Regions from separate parts of the Mus musculus genome. Here region 1 is linked to region 2. Evidence: chromatin loops called from intact Hi-C (ENCODE). Cell type or tissue: left cerebral cortex. All regions are shown on one strand. Each heading gives the region's core, and the rest is flanking DNA. Links, peaks and the distances in the headings are about the cores only.

What was found. Peaks named below come from ENCODE experiments on the same cell type or tissue, not always from the same donor. Only the 100,000 strongest peaks of a DNase experiment are listed, where the experiment ranks them.
Region 1: it touches region 2 in a loop (6-fold over the local background); 4 of 42 quality-filtered maps call a loop at or near these places.

Annotation. Positions count from the first base shown.
Region 1 is chr3:85,304,961-85,317,403 of GRCm38, forward strand. No RefSeq gene overlaps it. Among named protein-coding and RNA genes, the nearest start is that of 1700036G14Rik, 6.3 kb to the right of the region's middle. In left cerebral cortex, for the core only: no CTCF peak of the experiment used is centred there; DNase peaks (open chromatin) are centred at 3,991, 4,414 and 5,542; H3K27ac peaks cover 2,354 bases.
Region 2 is chr3:85,360,804-85,373,246 of GRCm38, forward strand. No RefSeq gene overlaps it. Among named protein-coding and RNA genes, the nearest start is that of Gm52637, 19 kb to the right of the region's middle. In left cerebral cortex, for the core only: no CTCF peak of the experiment used is centred there; DNase peaks (open chromatin) are centred at 6,643, 7,032 and 8,142; H3K27ac peaks cover 2,197 bases.

The sequences.
Region 1 (12,443 bases), core at 3,364-5,863, 58 kb before region 2:
GTTTGTAAACAGACTTTAAGGGGCAATGTGAAGATATTAAGGGTTTTATAACAAGAAGCCTAACATGAGTACTATTTAAAAAAAAAAAAAAGAGGAATCCCAAAAGTTGGGAGGAAGAGGCAGGCAGATCTCTGAGTTTAGGGCCAGCCTGGTCTACTAGTGAGTTAGTTGTAGGATAGCCAGTGCTACACAGAGAAAGCCTGTCTCAAAAACAACAGCAACAATGACAACGACAATGAGTTGGGTGGTGGTACAGCTCAGTTGGTCTTACACGCGTTCACGACCGGCCAGGAAAGACGCAACAAACCGGAATCTTCTGCGGCAAAAGCTTTATTGCTTACATCTTCAGGAGCAAGAGAGCAAGAGAGCAAGAGTGCAAGAGAGCAAGAGCAAGAGCAAGAAAGCAAGAGAAAGAACAAGAACAAGAAAGCAAGAGAAAGAACAAGAACAAGAAAGCAAGAGCAAGAGAGAGAAAAAGCAAGAACAAGAGAGAGAGAAAGCAAGAACAAGAGAGAGAGAGAGAATGGCAAAACCCCGTCCCTTTTAAGGAGAATTATCCTCCGCCTAGGACGTATTACTCCCTGATTGGCTGCAGCCCATCGGCCCAGATGTCATCACGAGAAAGGCAGAACACATGGCGGGAAAACTGCCCCTGCACGTGTGCAGATTATGTTTACCACTTAGAACACAGCTGTCAGCGCCATCTTATAATGGCAAATGTGAGGGCGGCTCCCAACATCTCCCCCTTTTCTTTTAATAAGAGCAATAGGCCACCCATATTAATGAGAGTGGAGATAGAGGTCAAATCCCCAGTGTGCAGGTAAAGGAGCCATGTACAGGATTAGCTCTTAGGCTCACAGGCTTTTACCCAGAGCAACCCTGACCTGCTCCCGTGTCGTTTTTCCTGGGGGAAGGACACTTGAACACTCAACCTTCTTGAAAGATGACATGTCTCCCTAGAATAGGCTCATATGTGCCGCAGAGCCCTTCTACTGCAGTGCTTAGCCGTGCAACTCTCTCAGGCTGCTGAAGTGCACTCACTCTATCCCGTGCAATGAGACTAGCCTCGTGGGGTGCAAGAGCTGAATGGCCAGCGACCTATTGCTTAAGCATAGATATATCAGGGGAAGCACCATGTTCTAGTGCTGCAAGTACCTGGGCAATAACCACCTTGTCTCTCCTAGTTTGGGCCTTAAGCTTACAGACCAACCAAAGAAGCAACACTAATCCACAGCAAAGTGTATCTCCAAATAATCCCACCCATTCTTTAAAGAAGGAAAATGCTGAGGAGATCCAGTTGGGTAATCCTTTGGTCAGGGACAGGTCCAAGCGCGTGGAGTTGACCTGAATGATGGCAATTCTCAATTCCCGAAGGGTCTGTTCAAATTCAGCCGTCCAATTCTGTAACATATACTGAGAAAGACTTTTTGACAAATTAGCTACCCTAGTAAATTTCTCATACTGAATGGAAGTAACGGACAATCCCGGAAACTTTTGTTCACATCCCAGCTGAGCTATTTGCCATAATACATCTAGTTGTTCCTGGACAAGATCTATGCGTTGATTCATTTCTGCCCATGGAGCATTTTTGGGATTGGAGGATGGCGGCCGCTAAGCCTGCATTGGTGAGAGGTCCCCCAAGCTCCCGACAAACCCTGAGCCAGTCTTGTAAACCTTTGTTCTTTCTTGGGGCTATGGCCGCTCAGCATTCCTGCGTGGCTTGCTCATAAATAAGCTATTCTACCAGAGGTGCGGCTTGCTCTGAATCTCCAAAAATACACTCTGCTGCCTCTGTCATTCTGGCCACAAAATCTGAGAATGACTCCTGAGGTCCCTGGACGATCTTTGTTAGTTGTCCAGTGGCTTCACCTGCTCGGGAGAGCGCCTTCCAGGCCCTAATAGCCTTTTCATCTGATTCAGAACTATTAAGAACTGGCTCCTTGAGCTCACCTAGTGATGAGTATAGGCTCCTTCTCCTAGAGACCTCCGCTGATTGATCTTTTTTCTTTTCCTTCCTTCTAATCTCTCCCCAGGTATTCTTACCTGACCTAAACTTTTCCTCAGGTTCAAGACCCGTGGAAAGGCCTGTATACTTATTTTGTGTACCATATTTCCTCTTTGCTCCTACTCTCTCTCCCCGCTTTACTTCTGATAGATTGCCCTGAATTTCATCCAGAATTTTCAGCCCTGCCTTAACCGCTTGATAACATGTGAAAAGGAACAAAAAGGCTCCTAACACTGGAGAAAGTTCAAGGCCAAACATACCTTGTAAAGCTATTTTCCACTTTACTTCTGATAGACTGTCTTGAATTTCGTTAGAAAGTTCAAGGCCAGACGTACCTTGTAAAGCTATACTTACGAGTACCCTGTTCCCCAGCTGAAGAGTTCTGAATTCACGCAGTTGAATCCTTCTCAACAGTCTGTGTTGCGGGAACACTTTATTACCACCGTTCCCCAGCTGAAGAGTTCTGAATATACGCAGTTGAATCCTTCTCAACAGTCTGTTTTACGGGAACCTTTATGACCGTGACCCGCAGTTCTGGTTCCGGAATGAGGAATCTTCCTTGCGCCGGTGATGGTAACCATCCCAGGTTTTCTCGTCCCAGGTCTTCTCATCTCAGGTCTTCTCATCCCGGATTTCAGCACCAACTCTTACACGCGTTTGCTACCGGCCAGGAAGAACGCAACAAACCAGAATCTTCTGCGGCAAAAGCTTTATTGCTTACATCTTCAGGAGCAAGAGAGCAAGAGAGCAAGAGAGCAAGAGTGCAAGAGAGCAAGAGCAAGAGCAAGAAAGCAAGAGAAAGAACAAGAACAAGAAAGCAAGAGAAAGAACAAGAACAAGAAAGCAAGAGCAAGAGAGAGAAAAAGCAAGAACAAGAGAGAGAGAAAGCAAGAACAAGAGAGAGAGAGAGAATGGCAAAACCCCGTCCCTTTTAAGGAGAATTATCCTCCGCCTAGGACGTATTACTCCCTGATTGGCTGCAGCCCATCGGCCCAGTTGTCATCACGAGAAAGGCAGAACACATGGCGGGAAAACTGCCCCTGCACGTGTGCAGATTATGTTTACCACTTAGAACACAGCTGTCAGCGCCATCTTATAATGGCAAATGTGAGGGCGGCTCCCAACAAGTTGGCAAAGTGCCTGCCCGGCATGCACAGAGTCCATGCTGGGTTCCATACCTAGCACTGCAGAAGTCTGCCACCATGCCTATAGCCGCGTCACTCAGGTGGCAGAGACAGTATGATCTCCTGGTCCTTTTCTGCTACACAGTGAAGTTGAGACCAGCTTGGGCTACATGAGAGACTGTCTCAAGACAAGCCAATGAATTCTGTTGTAAGGTCAGGAGGGGTCGGGACAATAATAGATTCCCATGGTTTTTCAGGGATGCAGCAATGGGTAAAGGATGGAGGATGGAAGAATCCAGAGACATTGTGATCCTATGGAATGAAGCTGATACAGTCTAGTAATGGATGGGAGGATGGGGATGAAGGGAATTCAAGCATGACTTCCAGTTCCTATCATTTCATGAACAGTGAGGAGGAGGATGGTGGCAGGGTTCAAGAGGGGACCCAGAAGAGGGACCGGCTCTGGAGGAAAAGAGTTTGGAATATGCTGAAGTTCAAGTTCACAAGAACATAGAGACTCCCCCACCCCCACCCCACACACACACCAATGGATAAAATTCCTTTTCTTGACCCAGCAGTTGGGCTGTGTCAGTATCCAGTCTGTCCTGGATCAGTCCCTCCTATGGTCTTCCCTAAATGCAGAAAATGCAATGCTTAGCAAGTGAAACAGAAACAAACGTCCCACTGGCTCCACATGCTTCTCCCCTGGGCAGTCTTCATTTCCTGGCAGAAGCGTCAAGGGAGAAATCAGTTACTGCCATTTGCGCATGGAAGACGCTCTTGTTTCTCACTGCAGTGCTGAGCCCTGCTCCCTGGCAGCTGCTGCAGCCACAGGTGGAAGCTGAGAGCAGCCTGGAGCAGGGAAAGATGAACAGACACCCACCTCAGGCACCAGCCAGGCTGTGGCTCTGCCTGTCAGCCCAGCTAATGGGATGATTGGCTGCTATTGACATAGCTCCATCTCTCAAAAGGCAAATAAAGCTAAACTACCATGCAGGAAGTGATTGCAGGGAGAAAAAGACCCATTTCAAGATCCTGGGTGCTCGCTCTCCACAGTTCTTTCTGTTTTTTCTTCCCAAATCCTTTCATTGATTATATTGTTTTTAAAAAAGAAAGAGAGCAAAAACAAGGTCTTCGCTGTAGCTATATTGTGCCTGCTATGATTTTTTTATCCTCTCCTAGCAAGTTTTTAGTCAATAGAAACGAGCTGATCGCAAGCTGCGCTCAGCCTGCAGAAGGCTTGCCAAGCTCCTCTCCCTAAGTCCCACCACACCGAGACTTCTGCGCCAGGCCAGCCTGCTTCCACACTAGAACAGCAGGTTTCCTCTTTGAGCAAAGCAAGTGCCTTTCCCAGCTAAGTCCTCCTCCTCTAACTGGGATCCCCCATCTCCTTTATATCCCTTTTAGTGATAAATATAAAAACCACATTTAGGAATGACTGAAATACCTGGAAAGAGAAATAACAATGGCTTGTTCTTACAGTAAAACTGAATGTCTGGTCTCTGGTTCTCTAGATACCCAGAGGCTGGGCAAGGCTTTAGAGGAGAGAAGGGTTAGGTGGGTAGTGAAGGTCACAGGCAGGCCAAAGAAAGTCAAGCTAAGAAGCTATTTCCTTAGCCTGATATGGCTGTCTCCTGAGAGGCTCTGCCAGAGCCTAATATATAGAGGCAGAAGCTTGCAGCCAACCATTGGGCTGAGCTTGGGGGTCCTCGATGGAGGAGTTGGAGAAAGGACTGAAGGAGCTGAGGGGGTTTGCAGCCCCATGGAGGGAGCAGCAGTGTCAACAGGCCAGACCCCCTGGTGCTCCCAGGGACTGGACCAACAACCAAAGAGTACACACGGAGGGACCCATGGCACTGGGCATGTATGTGGCAGAGGATGGCCTTGTTGGGCATCAGCTGGAAGAGAGGCCCTTGGTCCTGTGAAGGCTCGATACCCCATGTAGGGGAATGCCAGGGTTGGAGGATGGGAGTGGGTGGGTGGGGGAGCACCCTCATAGAGGCAGTGGGGAGGAGGGATGGGATACGGGGTTTCCAAAAGGGGAGGCCTGGAAAGGGGAAAACATTTGAGATGTAATTAAAGAAAATATCCAATCAAAAAAAAAGAGAGAAAGAAAGAGAGAGAGAGAGAGAGAGAGAGAGAGAGAGAGAGAGAGAGAGAGAAAGAAAGAAAGAAAGAAAGAAAGAAAGAAAGAAAGAAAGAAAGAAAGAAAGAAAGAAAGAAAGAGTTCCTTGAATATGCCTCCCCTCTGGACAGTGCTAGCCAAGGATAGCTGGGGGCTTGGCAGATGGCTTTAGCAGCCACAGAGACGAGGAAGACTATAAGGGGAACCATGCACAGGAAGAGGGGGAAGGGCATATCTTTTGGGCTCACTGGTGTGTCCCACCCACTTGCTGGCCAGCTTTCCTGCCAGAGGGAGCCACTCTCCATTCATCCAGATGATATGATTCACTTTCCGTGGCAGGGGCAGGATTTTACTGGACTTTTAACATGGAAGGCGAAGAATTAACCTTGTCTCTCTCATGATGGCAAAGCCCTGTCCCAATAGTGTCTGTGGTGGTCGTGCTTGACTAAAAGTCTTGTATCACCTCCACAAGCATTGGAGGGGGTGGAATGGTTGAGCCTGCACAAGGAGGGATAGGAAGACAGGGAAGAGGCGGTAGCTGGTACAAGTAAGCTAGAAGGAACATAAGGTCCATTTTCCGGTACATTGAATGACATCATCTTCTTTCTATAGATTTCAGCAGAGGAGGAAAACCACGGAGACAGGCCTGGGTGGGTGTGAAGAACGAGGATTCTAAGGAATGTGGTTGGGGCCCAGAAAGAAAAGTCAGGCAGAATGTGTTAGCTTCTGCATTTGGTACCCCAGGAACCTCCAGTGGGCGAGTACTGAGGGGGAAAGAGGGTGGGGCACAGAGTGCCAGGGTCCCCATTTCTAGGACTAACTACTCAAAAGGAACACAGGTGTTAAAACAAAGAAAAGACAAACATAATTGGGAATATCAGCCAGTACCTTGATCTTCCTGGTGAGACAGAGGGGTTGGAATAGTGCCTGAACCTAGAGAAGAACATGTATCCTTGGATGAGGAGAATCTTAAGTGAGAAAAATAAGGACTATTAAATGAGTCACAGCTACTTCCTGGCCACCATCCTTGGATCTGAGACCCCTTTAAAAATGGCCCACAGCCCACTCTTCCCTGTCTGGTCAGAGGGGCAATACCAACACTCCACGATTTCCTTTCCAACACCAGGCCTTCGAAGTGACATGTTGCCAAGATATTCATTTGGCTTGGCACAGCTTGGGGTCCCTCTGTGGGCTGAGGAAGTTCACTGGCTCATCCTTGAGTGCTGGCATCCAGGAATTCCTGGGCTATGGCCTAGACTCCCTCCCTTTCATTCTTAAGTCAGCTTCAAAGAGAGAAATTTAAGTGGTTCCTTGATGTCCGTTTTGTTTGTTTTTTGTTGTTGTTGTTGTTGTTTGTTTCTTGAGACAGAGTTTCTCTGTGTAACAGCCCTGGCTATCTTGGAACTTGGTTTGTAGACCAGACTGGGCTAGAACTCTCAAAGATCCACCTACTTCTTTAATCCACGAGTGCTGGGATTAAAGGTATGCACCACCACCTCTACCACCACCACCACCACCACCACCTCTACCACCACCACCACCACCACCACCACTCCAACTCTTTGATGTTCATTTAAGATAGCCCGTGGGGGTTAGATCACTGAAAGCTAAAACCACTAACCATTAGCATTGTTATGGGATGATCTACTCGTGCAATGATTTGCCTTCGTCACCCTTCTTTCACACTTCAGAATTGCCTCTGAGCAAGGCAGGTTAGACAATTAAAGGAGTTCCCAAGCTAGTGAAGACCAGTGCTCAGAACTTACATTAAAAAAAATCTCCTTCCATTCTGTATTAGAAATCTGAGTGGTAGCCAAGCTTGAAAGAAGCCTCCTATGTGATTATTATTAGGGACCTGGTTCAAACTTGCATCTCAAGTAGCCACCAAGGGTTTTTGGTTCTGTCTTTCCAGGATGCCTCCATCGCCATGAAATCCTCCACACCCTCTTTTTACCCCTCATTGCCCCTTCCACCAAGATTATTTTGAGAAGAAAAGCAGCAAGCATTTCTCAAGGTTGCCATTCCCCCTCTCAGGTTCTGTTCAATTCAAACTGCCCCAGCCAGTGTTGTGGGCGGAGCATCCCCTGAAGTTTCATCATCCATCCATCATCCTCACCGCTGCTGGTGGAATTAGGGCACGCAGGTCCTCCTTGGCGGGCTCTCCCAAGGTCTGAGGGCTCATCTCTCACTGCTCTGCTTAGGAGCCCTTCCTACAAAGCTCTATATATCCAGCCATCTCCTGTATAGACAGGGGGTGGGTGGGGAGGGCAATCAGCTCTGGCTCCCAGGACATTGGGGCATCTGATTGCTTCCTCACCTCCAAAGATTTCTTAAGCTTCACTCTCACTGTGTTCCTTTCTGGACTCTTCAGCCCACCTCCCTCCTCGAGAGTTGGCAGAGCGTATGTTGAGGGAGCTGAGCTGAGCAACAGGGAGCTGTAGAGCATTTCTGAGACTTGGGAAGCCCTGATTGGGGGTATGGATCACTCTAGAGGGAAGGCTGTGTTGGATTCTGTCTCCTTGGGCCTCCCTGTCCCCACAAGGTTCTTACATCAACCTTTGCCAAATCCAAAACCACCTTTTCTCCTTTCTTGTCTTTGCTTTGTGTGATGACCACTCCAGATTTGTTCTATCTCTCATGCCTTGAGGGAGACGCTGGTTTATGCAGCCTTTTATGTCTCTGAGTATTTAATGGCTAAAGAGCCCCCACAGTGTAAGAAAAAGAAGCATGCCAGTTACTGTCTCCTTGCTGTGACCAAATACTTGAGTGGGTTGCTGGGTGTCTTTGTCCCTCTTCCCAATGTGGCCATATTGAATAAATGTCCTTTTCTGCTCTCTATTATTAATTTGGTTCTTTTATTAGCTTATGTAGGGCACATGGGTTGACCTGACTTGGAGTACAAGTTGTGAGCCCTAAGTTCTACATCACTGCTTAATAACCAAATTTGGAAAATCTGGGACTCTTCATGGGAACTTCACTTTCACCAGAAATTCAAGTAAGCCCTACACTTGACACCAGACCCATTGCAGTATAATAAATCAGTTAACCAAGCAACATTTGCCAGGAGACACTGGAAGATCAACACCCAGTTTGATAAATGGTTAATAATGATAATGTGCACACACACAGAGGCACACACACATACACAGAGGCACACACACACACACACAAACCATACACAAACATACACACACACACCATGAGCTGGGGGCGGGGACACACTCATCTTTTGTGTGTATTTTCTTAGAGTTCATTCATCAGAGAGCTGGAAGGAAACTCAGAGAGTTTATATCCACATGTGAAGAGCCATGGTTGAGGATTCCACCTGGTCTGAGGTGACAGCACAGTAGCACACAATTGTACACAATAACACACAGAAGCAAGACAATAGCAGAGCCCCTGGTGTTTGTCCACACCATTCCCAACTCACTTTCCCTTTTGCTTGCCCTAATTCTGAGCATCCACAGGGAATCCCCTGGTCTCTACCTCTCTCCTTTTCCCACAGTCAGTGCAGCTATCCTGGCTGTTCACTTGCAGGCAAACTGACCAGAGCCCATAGGATGGTGCAGCCCCAGGACCTTCGTTCTTGTTTCTAAGGAGTTCTAAGGAGATGGTATTTGGATTGTTTGCAGTGTAGGTGTTTTGTACCAAACATCCAGCTTTCCTGCGGCTTCCCTTCTGTTAAACTATTGATTCTTTGTCTGGGCAGCTGACAGGCAGCTTTGATGTGGGGATCTGTTGTGGTTTCTAGAGGAAGGAGATATTGGTGGGAGGATTTACAGCTGTTTGAAGAATTCTCCTTCCCTGGCAATTGTTCTGGAGGAGGCGACTGCAGGTTTCCTTGGCTGGAGGCAGCTTTCCTGAACTCTGTCTCTCCCAGAGAAGGAGAGAGAGAAAGCTGAAGTGCTTCCAAATAAAGATCGGAGATTGGATCTGAAGGGATTTGTTTTTAAGCAGTAAGAAATTCCAGATGCAGCCCACAGCACCAGCAGTTTGCTCCCTCCAGGCAAAGGGGCTGCCTTGGTAGAAGGGAGACAGGAAGGACACGGGAGGGCTTTACTGGCCGCCTCACCTACACATTTTCCTTTTACATTTTTCTGCCATTTGAGATTTCCCTGCTCTGTTTACAGCAACTTTCAGCAAGTGAACCGTGCTTTCTGGGGACCCCAACTTCCTTCCGTCTCTCTACAGCAGCACAAAAGTCAAGATTTTAATGCGTGGCACTGTGTTTTAATAGACCATTAAACTACAGCACCACACATTACCCAGCTAAGACACAACTGCAGACATAGCGAAGATGTGCTCTTGGGAAAGCACTACTTACCTTAATGGGAAGAGGCTGTGTGAGCAACTGAGCATCCCTGCAAAGCAAGCCAAGAGGAAGGGACTGGGAGAGAGGACAGACAGGAGCCTTGATGTAGGAGAATCAAACCCTCATCTCAAACCCTCTTTAGCAAAGCAGGGAAACTCTGGCCAATGACCTGTCAGTTGCATTATTGAAAGACGTTTGCCAACCCATGAATTTTAAGGTCCCTTGGCATTCTAGGCCCATTCCCATTGGTCTCAAGGTTGAAGAAACTTTGAGATATGTGATCAATTGTCTTAGGGTACGTATGTGTACATACATCATATACATATACATATACATATACACACATATACATATTCCTAATATACCTCATATACCTATACATATACATGGGGGAGAGAAAGGGGGCAGGGATCGGAGGGTTCATTTTCACGGTAGTTCTTTCTGTCTCAATAACATATAAGACTTAGGATCTGTCTCTTTTGCCATTTCAGAGAGGGCTAGAGCAAACGGTGTCTAAGAGAGAAGCAGAGGGATTCTCTCGGGCTGTGACGTCAGAGAGAGACCCCCCCTATCCTGCCACTGTGCAGGTCATTTTCCACCCACCTTGCTCTGCATCAGGAAAATCTCTCTGAGAACAGGAGTCTTCCAAGCCTTGCATGTGTGGGAGCTGTGAAAAGCATTTCCCCACCAAAAAAATTCCATCTCCACTCGCAGGCTTTTTCCTTGGATTCTTCCCGACTCCACAGCAACATTATAAAACCCTATTGCATACGTACTTGAGATAAAGGAGGATCTACTCCCCAAACACACTCTATATGCACACCCAGGCCTGCAGGAAACAGGAAGAAATGGAAAGACAAGGGAAATAACCCCCAAATCAGAGTACAACAAGACTTTTCCAACCACTGAAATAGTCTGCTCTTTCAGCCTTGAAGTAATCGCTTTTTTACTCACCCAGGGACATTTTATTCTAGGTGAGCGGACAGGAATGTTAATTCCATCCATGCTCCTTTCCAAGGATTGGCTTGAGAAAAGGACTCCCTCTCTCTCCTTTTAAATGAAGGCTTGGTGAAGAGGGCACACGGGCCAGGTCTGCAGGTGAGATTTGAAATGGATCTGGGTGGGGCCCTGTCCTCTCTTTGACTGGACCGTGAAGCCTGGAGGCTCCCTTCCACCTTTCTGTCTTCTAGGGAACTTGGAACACAGATACACAAGGGCAACTTTTAAAACATTATTTTTCTTTTAAAAATTCAGTTACGCAGGACGGGGGATGCAGCTCAATGACTGGGCACGCTTGTGCAGAATAAGTGAGACCATGGGTTCAATTTCCAGTAGCAAATAAAAGAAAAAATTTTTAAAGAAATGCATGTCTAAACCCTTCCATATATATATAAGATATATTTTACATATATCATTGCAAATCAACAGCATGGGAAAGTAGAACGTGAAAAAAAATGAAGAAAATGATGCCCCCCCTTCACCTTTTTGTTCCTCCATGCTTTTCTTTGGGCCATTATCATTTGGAGAGACCCATCTTGCTTATTTCAACTCAAGGGACAATCAGATAAACATCTGTAGAGAAAGGAGACAGAAACATGTCTTCCTGCCCTAGTCTTCTGCAACTTAGAATGAACTCAACATGTCTGGGCAACATCTTCAAGATCAGCTACAATCTGTGTAGCATCAGTGAAGAGCGAGTTTGTGGAGAGATGCTGGGAAGGGAACAAAGTCTGGAGGCCAGACATGACCTAAGAGGAAACAGGAACTGAATGTGAATTTCTTCTCATAGTTTTATGGTAGCTATCTCTTCCCTCCCACCTCCTATTAACAGAAGGATTGTAGACAAGCAAAGACAACATTTGATGGCCAATGTATGGATTCACCTTAAGTGTCCTGAATTTGTTCTGATCTTAAAACATTCAATTATCCTCTCACTCACTCAAAAACCATGCATATTTGTCTACTTGCTTCTCATGGTAAATGGGATTAGTGAGCAAATACCTCATCCTTCTGTCCATGTTCTTGGAACCATGTACCTTGAAACTCTGCATTGTATATGTGCTAAATGGAATCCCTGTATCTGAATGGAATGGGTCACACATCCTCCTCTGATGAATGGGGTATTAGTATATCACAGGTGATGTGTTTTATAAAGCCAAGGATATGTTTTATAGAGCTTGGTATGGTATGATAGGAGGGGGGTACCTCAGTGGGCCCATGCTAAGGCATCCCTCCCCCCTGAGGTACCAGCCATCCACAAGTGTAGTATAGAATAGAGTTTATTTGGGGGCATAGGGAGGGGAGTTGAGAAGGGAGTAGAGGTAGAGGCAAAGAAAGAGAACAGAGAGGGAGAGGGAGAAGAGGGAGGGGGAGGGGGAGAGGGAGAGGGAGAGATCAGCCAGGAACATGTAGAAAGAGAGGTGGAGGGGGAACAGGAAAGAGGGAGAAGGGGGTCCGATAGAGAAAAGGGCAGATAGAGAGAGATGGAGAAGCCAAACAGTCCTTTGTAAGGGTCCATGATTTTCTAAAGAATGATAGCCCAGACTCAAATAGTATGTAAATGAAATGAGTGTTTTATTTTGCTGAAGTCCAGTGTTCTGGGGTCTCCCATGACCAAGCTAGAGAAACACCCAAATGCACTTGCAGGCCTGATTTAAAGCACATTAGGGAATTCTGGGGTAGGTGACCTCTATGTTAATCTGTTGTGTCCATCTCTCCAGACATTCCATTTCTGTAGTGTGGGGGCTAGAAACTTGCTGGAGAGGTCTGGAGACTGTTGCTGAGGAAGTCTGGAAACTGCTGCTGACCCATTGTCCTTGCCTCAGGGCAGGTGACAGGGCAGCTTCTGAGGCCTGGACTTGCCTGAAATTGCCCAGT
Region 2 (12,443 bases), core at 5,691-8,190:
TGTGAGGGCTCCTATCTGATCTAGATGTGAAGGCGCCCGTCAAATGTGCCATTATATCTCTTTAGCGTAACCTGAGTGCAGCTTAGCGATTAAAGTAGTGCAATCCAAATCAGGAGTCGTGTTTCTCTCTCTGTCTCTTCTTGCTTCCAGTTGGACACTTCTGACATGTTCACTCTGAGGACAGTTTCCCACTTATAAGGCAATTATTTCTATCCCAGGGGAATGCTGTAACACCATGTTAATGTTTTTAATAGCCTGTGAACTCTTCAGACTACTATCTAGCATTGTTACATACTCAACTTCGGAACTGATGGACAGGCAGCCCTGTGTGTGTGTATGTGTGTGTGTGTGTGTGTGTGTGTGTGTGTGTGTTAGAATGTAGGTACAGAGTACAGGTGCATGTGGAGGCTATAGGTCAATGTTGGGCATCTCCCACAAATGCCCCCCCCCCCTTGGAGACAGAGTCTTTCTTAAACCTGGAGCTCACTGATTCAGAAGGGCTGGCCAGAAAGCCCCAGGAAGCCTCGGGTCTCCACTTCTATCTTGCTGGGATTGCAGATTCCCACAGCCACACTTGGCTTTTACATGGATGCTGAGGACCAAACTCAGGTCCTGTGCTTGCATGGAGAGTGCTTTACCAACTGATCCATCTCCGCAGTCCTTCATATACTTACCTTTTGTCTTCAACTTTAAAAATAAAGTAACATGGGGGAGGAGGTCATGGGGGTCTGGGAGGAGAGGCAGGGCTAAGATCTGTATGTAACGCGAATAAATAAATAAATAAATAAATGGGAAAACTAGTAAATACAGAATGAGAGAGAAAAGCATACCCATGGGTTGCTTGGCTTTTTGTTACTGTAACAAACAGTGAGATAAATAACGGAAGCATAAAGGGATTATTATAAATCATGATTGAGAGGTTTCATATATGTATGTACTTGGCCCCATTTAGGGTCCATGACAAGGCAGGATATCATGGCAAGAGCTTATGTTTTAATCAAGTTGCTTATGTCATGGCTGCAAAGAAGCAAGTGAGATGCAGGGAAGACAGTCCTGCAGTCCTTTCAAGGGACTACCCTCCAATGACCCAAGTTCTCCCAGTAGGCTCAAGGTTCCAGCCCTTCCCAATAGTACCATGGACCAGAGACGGAGCTGTCATCACACAGGCCTGTGGGAAACATTTAAGATCCATTTTATACCACCCCGACAGTACACAAAACTTTCCCAAGTGATTCATTCGATAAAACTTTAGCATCTGCTAATTGGACAGCAAATTGTCACTAATGCTGTGGAATCAGCGATTTTGTTCAAGAGAATTTGTTAATTCCCTCTCAGTACATCAGGGTCAGTTCGCATAGTTCATGCGACGATAGAAATATCCTCATTATACAGGGATGGTCAAAACGCTGAATGTGTCTCACAATCCAAACCGTGAGACCTGGAAGTGAGTTTGGATGGTTTTAGATCTATGGTCTTTAGAAGTAAATGTTAACTTTAAAATTGTAGTAGATCCGGGTCCTTGGATGTCATTAGTGAAAACGTAAATGCTTTCTGTGTTTGTCCTAGTTGGCATTCTATTTCTGTGATAAAACCCTGACCAAAAGCAGTGTGGGGAGGGGAGGGTTTGTGTCAGCCTATGGTTCCAGTCCAGGCTGGCCCATGGAGGAGGGCTGCTTACTGACTTGTTTCCCGTGAGTTGCTCAGCCTGTTTTCTCATACACCATAGGACCACTTACCCAGAGGGACCGCTGCCTTCCCACATCAGTCATTAATCAAGAAAATGCCCAGCAGGCTTGCCTAGGGGGTCAATCTGATGGTGACATTTTCTCAATGGAGAGTCCCTCTTCCCAGATAAACCCTGACTTATGTCATGTTGATTAAAATGAAACAGAACAAAACAACTAACCAGCACGGTGTTCATCGAGGGAAGGAACACAGTCTTTAAATGGGGAGGAGTGTGGTAGGTATGTATTCAAAGGTAAAGAAGAGAAGAACGCACAGAGTTGAAGCTAAGGCTTGATAGCTGCTACACTCTCTCCTCTTGTTATCAACAGTCTAACTCATCCATTCGTTTCTACTTTCTGAATGTAATATGGACCCAGCCTCCTGAGAGAGTACCTGGAGCAGCCCTGAGGACAGTCTATACATGCAGCAACTCTACTTCGTGAGCTGGCGTTAGCCCATGCGGCCTGTCTGCTTATACACTGGTCACAACACACGATCTATACTAAACGCAAAGCAGAGACTGTATCTAGGCACTGTTCCAAGAGCACCAGCAGTTGGCTCTGGTAGCCTGTGGCAGTAGCTAGATCTCAGCCACTGAACCCTGCTAAGGACAGCTAATCATGTGCTTCAGAATTCCTGAGTGCGAGATGGCTTACAGGGTTTCAGCTGCAGAGAGAGCGGACATGTGCACCTCAGTTGGGGAACAGACACAAGGCTTAGTCCTGTTAGAAACCAGTGAGACACAGTCCCTCATGCTTGATGGCCCAGCCTGTGGCAGGAACCCATCCCAGACAAAACAAAAGATGGGAGGCCACTGTTCCGGCCTGTGTGGACAGGGCTGGGTGGATGCTGGGAACTGGGCCCTGAGATAGAAGCGGCAAGGAAATAGTTTCCCAGTTGGTAAAATAAACCAGACAGGAGGGCTTTAAAATCTGTGACCTGCTGAACTGCCACAATAAGCAAGAAGATTTACTTCAAGGCTTCCTGGGTGTTCCATCATTTTTGGCCTCAGAACTAGTCAAAAATGGATCCTGTGTTGCTTCCTTTAATGAAGAAGGCCTTTGCCCCTTTGTGTGAGGAAGACATGAGGTAAGTAGCCCATCAAGCTGGGTGAGTGTGTCGTAGTGGGGCCATTCACAAAGGCCTGGGCTGAGGGTGCTTACCTAGCATGCACAAAGCCCCGGGTTCCATCTCCAGCCCCACGGAAATCAATGAAGCAAAACAAACAAACAAAAATCCCACAAAGTGCAAGTTGTATTTAGGAAACTGAAGGAGACAGTGAAGTGACCTGACAAACACCAGTGAGCTGCTATGCCTCCTGGGGCAGAGAGGATATTGTGTGGAAGTCAGTTCCCACTGCTGTTTTCCTAGGGTGATGTCTTAGGGTCACTATTGCCGCAGTGAAACGTCACCATTAAGGAAACTTATAAAAAAGAAAGCATTCAACTGGGGACTTGCTTCCAGTTTCAGAGGATGAGTCCATGACCATCAAGACACGAAGCATGGTAGCAGCAGGTAGGCATGGCATTGGAGCATTAGCTGAGAGCTATGTCCTGATCAGCAGCAGCAGAGAGAGAGACAGACAGACAGACAGACAGACAGACAGAGAGACACAGAGAGAAACTGGGTCCAATCTGGGCTTTTAAAACCACAAAGCCCACCCCACTGACTCAGTGACCTACTCCTCCAACAATACACACCTTCTCCAACAAGGCCACGCCCTTTGATTCTTCCCAAACAGTTCCACTAGCTGAGGACCAAGCATTCAAGCATACATAAGCCTACGGGGGGTGGGGGGAGAAGTGGGGGAGCATTCTTTAGTCAAATGGTCACAAGTGATGAGACAGGAAGAGGGGGCACACACACCACCACAAACCCACTGTCCCGCCTCTCATTTGCCTCCTACCACCCTGAACTGGCTAAATCAAATCCAAAGCCAGAACCCGAGTTCTACAGAACCCGAGGCCTACATAGCAGACTGATGTGGGGCAGAGTGGTGGAATGAGGCAGGAGGGGCAGGAGAAGGTCATCTCCCTGGCTTTAGAGGAAATTCATCCCCAGTAAGATGATGGCAGCAGAGACCTTGCAGGACAAGGGAAAAATCTGCATTTGGGGAAATGGCCAAGACCAGCTCCATATGACGTCTTTAGTATCAGTGCACATGTCACTAGACTCTCATAGGTAGGTGCATCTAGTTAGATTTTGAAGTCCCTGAGGGTTGAAACCAGGCTTTCATCACTCCTTAGCCAGCACTGAGCCTGGCACAGAATGCCTTCAGTTGGCCTTCACTGACTGGTTGACTAAATGAGTAAGAAAGAGAGGAGGCTATTACATTCTGGTCAATTTAATTTTCTTGTCAAATGAATTTTTATCCAAAAAAGAAAAACAATCACAGAAAACCCCTTTGATCTCCTTCCTCCACGGCTGAAAATTCTTCCTCAAGTATAACACTGGCTGTTGCAGCCCTTCAAAAAGGATTATGCTAAGCTTGAAGGAATATGTCTTTGATGGCTGTGAATGGAGCAACTCTCAGGGCTGTCAATCGAAACTGGAAGTGTGGGCAACAGGGCCCACTTGCAAGGCACTAAAGATTTTAGACACAAATAAACAAACACGCTGGAGTCGCCATAGCCAATCACCCTGGTGGTGTATGCTGCCAAGAATTCTTTTCAAGGAGAACTGTTCTATATTTTCCCCCAAGTGTAAGCACTGTGCTTAATTTAGGATTGGGGTTAGATACCAAGGAGCAGAGATTTTTAATTCTTCATCAAAAAAAAATATTTTTTTTGTTACTGCTGTTATTTTGACTTCTTTTCTGGTACTTTTCCAATTTTCCCAAAATGATGCAAGTATCTTTATTACATTAAGTAACAAGAATTTGTTTTGTTTTGTTTTTGTTTGGTTTCTTTGGTGGGGTTGTTTTTTCTATCTCTCTTTCAAAGATCATTTAGCTCTCTCATCTGCAGGACTCAGTTAGTACATTTCATCTTTCATTCCAGAAGGAACTATTACAATGTTCTCTGTAATCTGAATTTCATAGTAAGGTTACATTTGATAGCTCTTTAACAAACACCTTCAGACAAACCTGGCAGAATAATCTTGAAAAGCTGAGGACCACACCCACCTCCCCTGGAGTGCTGGGGATGGCCTGCCTAGAGTTTGGCCACAAGTCTGTCTCCATCAGAGAACTGTGAATTCCATACCTAACAAGAGAACTGTGGCTCACACACCAGTGGGTGTCCCTGGCTAGCTAAGCTGAAGGCCTGGCAATGACCTCTGGCAATTTCATTTGGTTTAGCCCTTTTGCCCCAGTGGAAACCTGATCCTTTTGCTGTTGTTTTAACTTTTAAAAAATATTTGTTTATTTTATGTGTATGAGTATTTTGTTCATACCTGCATATATGTGCACCATGTGTTTGTTTTGTGCACTCAGAGGCCAGAAGAGGATGTCCGAAGCTCTAGAACTGAAATTCAAATGGTTGTGAGCTATCATCTGGATGCTGGGAGCAGAATCCAGGTCCTTCACAAGGGCAGTGAGTGTTCTTAACCACGAGCCATCTCCCAAGCCCCAGAAACACGACTCTTCACACGGGTTCTGTTTGTTTCACCATCAAACACATCCATCGCACACAGGAGAATCAGTGGCCCTTCAAGACCTCAGCACCCTCTTCAGTGTTCCCTTCACAGACTGTGTAATCATTGGGCTGCTATTATTATTGAATTGGTTTTGTCACTATAGAAACACTGACCTCACCCACATCCCTTTCTATGACCTGAAGATAGTCCACACTGCAAGTTCCTGTCACCTTGTGTCCCTCATGCCCCACATCCTTCTTTGACTCTACTCCTGTTCTTTTCATCTTGCACGGCTATCTTCCTAGTTGACCTTTGAACCCTGTGAATGGTCTTTGTGCCTTACTCAAGAATGCTCGCCCACCTTAGTTCAGTTCTAACATTTTTAAGAAGTGGGAAATCATATTTCAATACAACCACAAAAGTTCATGCACAACATAAATGCTGAGTACTACATTCCAGAAAATGCATTAAAACAAAACAATTAAAAATTATCAAATTGATAAGCAAAAATATCTTTTAACCTTGTTACTGAGACAGTAAATTATTTGTTTTGATAAATATTCTAATAGTGTGTGAACATGTACACACGTTTGTGCAGACTCGTGTGTGTGTGTGTGTGTGTGTGTGTGTGTGTGTGTGTGTATTTTATTAAATGGAAGAGTCATCTTTAGTTCATGTGATGCTGGGGCTTGATCTCAGGGCCTGGCTCATGCTAGAAAGCACTTTCCCACTGAGCTATATCACCTCAGCCTTCCTTCAACTTTGGAATCAAGTCAGGGCTTCGCTAAGTTGTCCAGGTTGGCCTTGAACTTGCAATCCTCCCACCTCAGTCTCCTGAGTGGCTATGCCTTCAGGCCTGTGCCACCAGGTGCTGTAAACAACACTATTTATAGCTATGTTTTTCTCTCTGCTAAATAATATATTGGAGATGCTTTTCCATGTTGTTGATCTTTTATATTATAAGAAATGACTGCATAATATTCCAATTCAGCAACATTTATTACTTATTCAACAAAGGTCTTACTCATCTCTGATGGCTACTGTTATGCCTGAATACATGCCAATATAAAGAACTAGCTCTAGGAGAGTTAATGGATCAAGGAGTGTGCATAATACTGAGACCACATGACTGAAATCGCAAGTCTGATCTGCTGGGAGGATTGAGAACTAAGGTTAGAGGAAATCCCAGAGAAAATGTGGCCTGTAATGAAGACTGAACAAAGCATCATTGGTGAAGGGGTCATACTTTACTGAGGTATAGGGTATTGCTTTGGCAGCAAACAAAACCAAGTGGGAGAGTGGGGTCCATGGGGCAGTTCAGAAATCTGCTCAGCCTCCTTTGGATGGCTCTGTCCTTCTCCATACAGCTCCTGTATGTTCCACACAGGAAAGTTTTCTAAGCTGAAGAACAGGATCTTGCCAGAGGGAGAGAAGGAAGAGAAGGGGAAAAAAACATGGAAAGAGGAAAGAGAGGACTTATTGAAAGAAGATTGTTTTTGAAGGAAGGATTGCTAGCTCATAGGTTCCATTGGTGTGATATCTCTGCAGCCACCAACCTCATGACCCTTGAAAGACAAATGTAAAACATCTATACCAACATGTTTGTCTCCTCTGTGACTAGCCAAGTGAGGATGTTGTCCCAGTTGCTTTGACATCACACTGAAATAGTAGCTTAGTACAAATATAGATGGCTGAGAACTTTCAGAACTGTCCATAAATAGTGTGGGGGAAGGACTTTGAGACTGTATCCAGTGATGCCATTTCAATCACAACGCTAGGAAACCAACAGTAAGAAGCATCAACCATTGTCTCAAATAACCATGGAATGTATCTTCAGTTCTGGGCTTATGTATAGCAAGTGGAGGTGACCCTGCAGCCCAGAACAAACACAGTGTACATTCACATAGGAAGGAGAGAAGGCAAAAGAGAGACTAAGGACAGAAAAGAAAGAGAGGGGCAGAGCAGACAGAAGTGAAAGGAGAGAGAAAAGACACAGCTTCATCGCCTCAGAAGCACGAGAGGAGTGACTTGGGTACCATTGTGAGGACTTCCTGGACAAGGGGTCCTGGAAATTCTTCATCCACTTCCACGTCTGTTTCATAGCAAGGGGTGTGGAGTTTCTAAACAGTCTGCATCATATCTGACCCTTCTAATTCTGCCCCCTTCTGCAGGTACTTGGACTGGTCTCCCAGGAAGAACGTGGGGAGTCTTAGGATATTTGATAGACTAATCTTTAATGAACCAACAATGTATCATCAACACTGTAGAAACATACTTGTACAAAGTCCTGTCATGGAGAGCGCCATGTCACTTCAAGGACTAGGTTCTAACAAGATCTGCATAAAGAATCTCTGGTATCCATGCTTTCTGAGTGCCTGCTTCTGCACGGATCTGGGCAAGATCATAAGCCCTGCTTACATCATTGTCACCCAGGATGGAGGGTGGTTTCAATTGACAGCAGAGACTGGCAGGAGCCTGGAAAAGTACAATAATATTCGAAGTTGCCTTCAGTCTTATTTTTATTTGGGCTAATTTGCATGACTGGTGGATGCCAAATGAAGATATTTTTCCTTCTCCTTGGAATAGCTTCATTTTAAAATATCGTTCTTTTCAAAGTGCCCAAATATTACTGTGGTGAATAACGAGCAGACGGGAAGTGGGAAGGGTGGGGCAGGTTCAAATGCTTTATGCTCGGCAGAATAACTTAGCTTTTCAGATTTCTAGCCTCCCTCTGTTCTGCTCATCTGAGGGCACCATGCCCTCCATTCCGTGGAGATGCAGCCACCCAAGAGCCCCATCAAACTCCATCGACCTCCTACACGCAGCCTATTCGAAGGGCGTATGGCAGCTGCCCCTCTGCAGGATTAGCATGACTCACTCTATAAGCGAGGGAAAGCTTCCAGGCTGTGGGACTTTGCTACTTGCAACTCTGCCGGAAGCATCCATCACTCTGCAGCGAGGGAGAAAAACAACCCAATGTCTCATCGAGTCATAGACACTCTGAAAATGGAGTTGCAAGGAGGTTTGTTTTTTTATCCCTTTTGGAGCAGGCACTATCAGGAAGCCACCGACAGTTAAATGTTTGACTAATTTGAGCGCACAGCTTTTTTTTTTGTTAAGAGAAAAGAGTGTATCTGTCTGGTTTCCAGAATGGTAGGTGCCATATTGCAGAGTTCCACTGTTATTTCCCCAGCCCTAGTGAGCTGCTGTCTCTCCCTCCTCTACCCAAAGCTGCACCACCCTCCCAGGCCCTTGTAAAATGTCAGCAGTTCTTCCAGGAAGCCTCGCCCCTGTACCAGTTCATCTCACCGCTAAACAATTTAGAGATTAATAATGTAGCAACAGGAGAGAGATTAAAAAGCCATCTGGTGAGCAAGCCCAGGCACAGCTTAAAATACCTACAGCACCAGAAAGAGATGAGTGCTCAGAGAGCAAGGCTTGGGGTCAGAGCGCTCTGAACTCAGTGTCTAAACCTTGGACTTACTAGCTGTGTTCATTTGGGGTGGTCACTTAACCTTGTCCTGCGGGTCAGGGGATAATACTCATCCCTCTCTCAGAGGACTTTAGAAATGAATTTATTGTCGTTGCAAACAGGCTAATGCAAATGGCATAAGCACGTTAATCCTGCAGCAGGGATTGACCATCGTCCATCCTTGGGGAATACCACCAGCTTCGGGGCTGTTAGAGTGAGACTGACAATGTGCTGGGCAATCCCCTCACATCTGCCTATAGAGATCGGCAGATGCCAGGGTCTAGACAAAAAGCTTCACTGTCTCTGACCCTCATTGGCTCTGGGAGTCGGAGCTCACAACATTTCAAGAGTATCTTCTTTCATTCACCAAACACTTGTGCTTTATGTACCGGGGCGCTCATCTTGGAGACAAGCCTCCTTACCCTCAAGGAGTCAGAAAATAGATGACATATTAGAGGCGTAGAGAGCACGCTCCCAGTCACGTGATGGCGTTGAGAGCACGCTCCCAGTGACATAATGGCAAAGAGAGCACACCCCCCCCCCCCCCCCAGTGACGTGATGGCAGGAAGGTCCAACTGAGATGAGGGCCGAGTGAAGGCCAGAGGGAAGGAGGAAACAGGCAGTGGAGGCAAGTTGGGGCATGATGATACCTCCTCTTCTTGCAGCTCTGGGCCTCCAAAGTCAGCAGAGGGAAAGCGACACATGCTTTCCAAGGGGATCAGAGACTGGCTCCTGCCTAACCCAGGGCTGAGAAGTGGCCCCATCGGATACGGTAGCCAGGCAGGTAGTGGCAGGATCAATTAGAATTCACCAAAAGTTCTATGGAACAGGAAGCGGCACCCAGAGAGTGACACGGCGGGGTCTGAAGAAGGGCAGAGAGACCCTGGTCACTCTTTGGAGAGGGGACATTTATCCCTCGGTAGCTCTGATGATGTGCAGAAAGCCACAGATGATGGTTGTGAAGATGAAGAGTCCGCAGGGACTCTGCCTTCTCTTGGGAAGCACCCTCTCGAGCACCCGGGGGACCCAGGGCTTCTGGCAGCTCTGAAACTCAAAGGGAATCGCTCAGTTGCTGGTGCTCCGTTCTCTTCTGACTTCTCCCAGCAAGGGTGGTTCAGAGAGCAGTGTCTCGGTTCTTGTATTTATTGGGTTTATCTTTAACCCGAAGACCTGTGAACATCCTGAAGGCACGGACCAAATTCTTAGACCCAGATTGCCCACTACGGTTTCCTTAAGGGTAAGTAATACTCACCAACGGTTCCCTTTACCATGAACCATTGTCCCTGGTCCCTCTGGGCACCAACTCGTTCAGTTAGTTGTTAGTTCTGCCACTCAGTGAGGTGGAACATTTTTTTTTCCAGATGAGAAACAGGCACAGAAAGCATAGACACTTCAACTGAGGATACTTGGTAAATGGGAATTAGTCTCTAGAGCAGTGTTTCTCAACCTGTGGGTCTCAACCCATTGGGGGTAGGGCTGTCACGTATCAGACATTCTGCACACCAGATATTTACATGGTTATTCATAACAGCAGCAAAATATCAGTTATGAAGTAGCAATGAAATAATTTTATGGTTGGGGGTAACCACAACATGAGGAGCTATATTAAAGGGCTGCAGTATCAGGAAGGTTGAGAGCCACTGCTCTAGAGGAACAGCTGCAGGCTGAACTTCAATTTCTGAAGCCCTGACCCCCAGGATCTAAGAATGGGACTGTAGTTGGTGGCAGGGTCTTTAAAGAGGCAAGTCAGTTAGTAAAGTCATTACTGAAGCCCCTGATCTGGAGGCCAGCATCCTTACGAGAAATTTGGATATATATAAAGAGAAGATGTAATGACAGAAAAAAAGTAGTCATCTGTAAACCAAATTCCTCCTCAGAAGGAGCCATCCTGGTTCAACCTGGATTCCGGGCTTCTGCTTCAGGACTGTGAAGAGGTAAATTCATGTTGCTTTTATCTCCCAAGTCTGTGGAATTTTGCCAGCCAGCCCTAGAAAATGAATTCAGTCAGCGAACAAATGCTGGGCAATGATAGGGAGACTGCTTTCTTTCTGAACACTCAAAAGTGACCCAACCATGCCTCCTAGGTCAGTGTGGGGGCAGAGGGTAGGACATCTTGCTCCTCCTCATTAGCACTGCTCAATGAAATGTCCAGAGCTTCCTAGGGGTGGAGGAGGCCCCACCAGGAGACAAAAAACGGTATTAGAGTTTAAAACAAAAACAAGTGATCAGGCAAACAAGGAAAAGAGGCTGCTGCCCAGCGAAGGAAGACAGGGGAGAGAAAGAAAGGCAAGCTGTTGGACCTCAAGTTTTCTGTCGAGCAGTGGACTGAGCCACGTGGAGCACAGGCAGCCTCAGCTTCAGAAACGAGTCGGAGAGCTCAACGTGTTAAAGAAGAACATGCCCAAGTTCAAGCTGGTATCAGAAGAGAAGAAAAGAAAAGGTTATCCCAATCTGAGACTGGACTCAAAGGCAGGCAGTCCAGGTTTCTGGGGAGAAAAAGAACATTATTTCAGTAAAGAGATAATTATTCCACGTATCCCTGAATGCTTCCTAAAGGGCTTAGCCAGGCGATTGACTAGCCCAACTAGATAGAATGTTCACCTCTACTCAGCCAAAGATCCCATTGTCTTGACCGGAAGAAAAACCCTTCCCCTTAGTGAGCCTTTGATGCTATTGCAACAGTGAGAATCTAAAGGTGGCTAGGAGTGCATTCCACTCTCTGCAGACTAATCATGAAAATACAGTTAGGCCTCTGAATACACAGAATCTATAACCCTAGGTCAACCAGCCAGGGTGGAAAAAATGTTAAATGACAATTGTGCTGAGCATGAACAGACTATTCTTCCTTGTCATTACCCCACAACAATACAACTATGTATATCACACTCACAATATATTTAGGAATTATCAGTAATCTACAGATAGTTCAAATATGGAGATTAGGCAATATATACCATTTTATATAAAGAACTTGAGTAGCCAAGGTGGCAAAGGTCCAGGAGTCAACCCCACGGAATGCTGAGGGATGATTGTAAATTTAAATTTTACTTTAATCAACTAATCATACAGACATAGGTGTGCTGCCATGAGAAGTCAAAAGGAGAGGACTGTAAAAAGGCTGTAGAAGCAGATGTCAGAGCAAGTCGATCCAGCAGGGGTGGTCAGCAAAGGTCTCCAAGCCCAGCAGCAGGAAGAGTGTGGCATACATGTTTATGTGTATGTGCATATTTATATATGTATATATATGTATATATGTGTATATCCACATATAGCAGGAACTTGTAGAATGGAGGGAGTGGTAAGGAAAGACAGAGAAGCAGGAAGGACAAGAAGAAAAGATGAGCAGAAGCCAGAGGGAAGAAGAAATGAACAATAGCTGTAGTCGGCTGCATTCAATGGACTGTGCTAGATACCTTCATTCACAGCAACTGGTATTCTACCACATAGCTGGGAGAAGAGGCAGCACTGCCCTTACCCAAGGCTAGCCTACTAGTCCAAGAAAACAGCTCTGCCATAGGTTGCCTATGTCACTGTGGCCTGGGATCACTCTGCTGTGACACAGAACAGCCCAAAGCAGTTCACTAAAAGCTTGGTATGTCCACGGAGGCTGCTGCCTCTGTCTGCATTCCATTGCTCCAGTGGCCTCCCTCCATGGCTTTGAGCAAAGCTC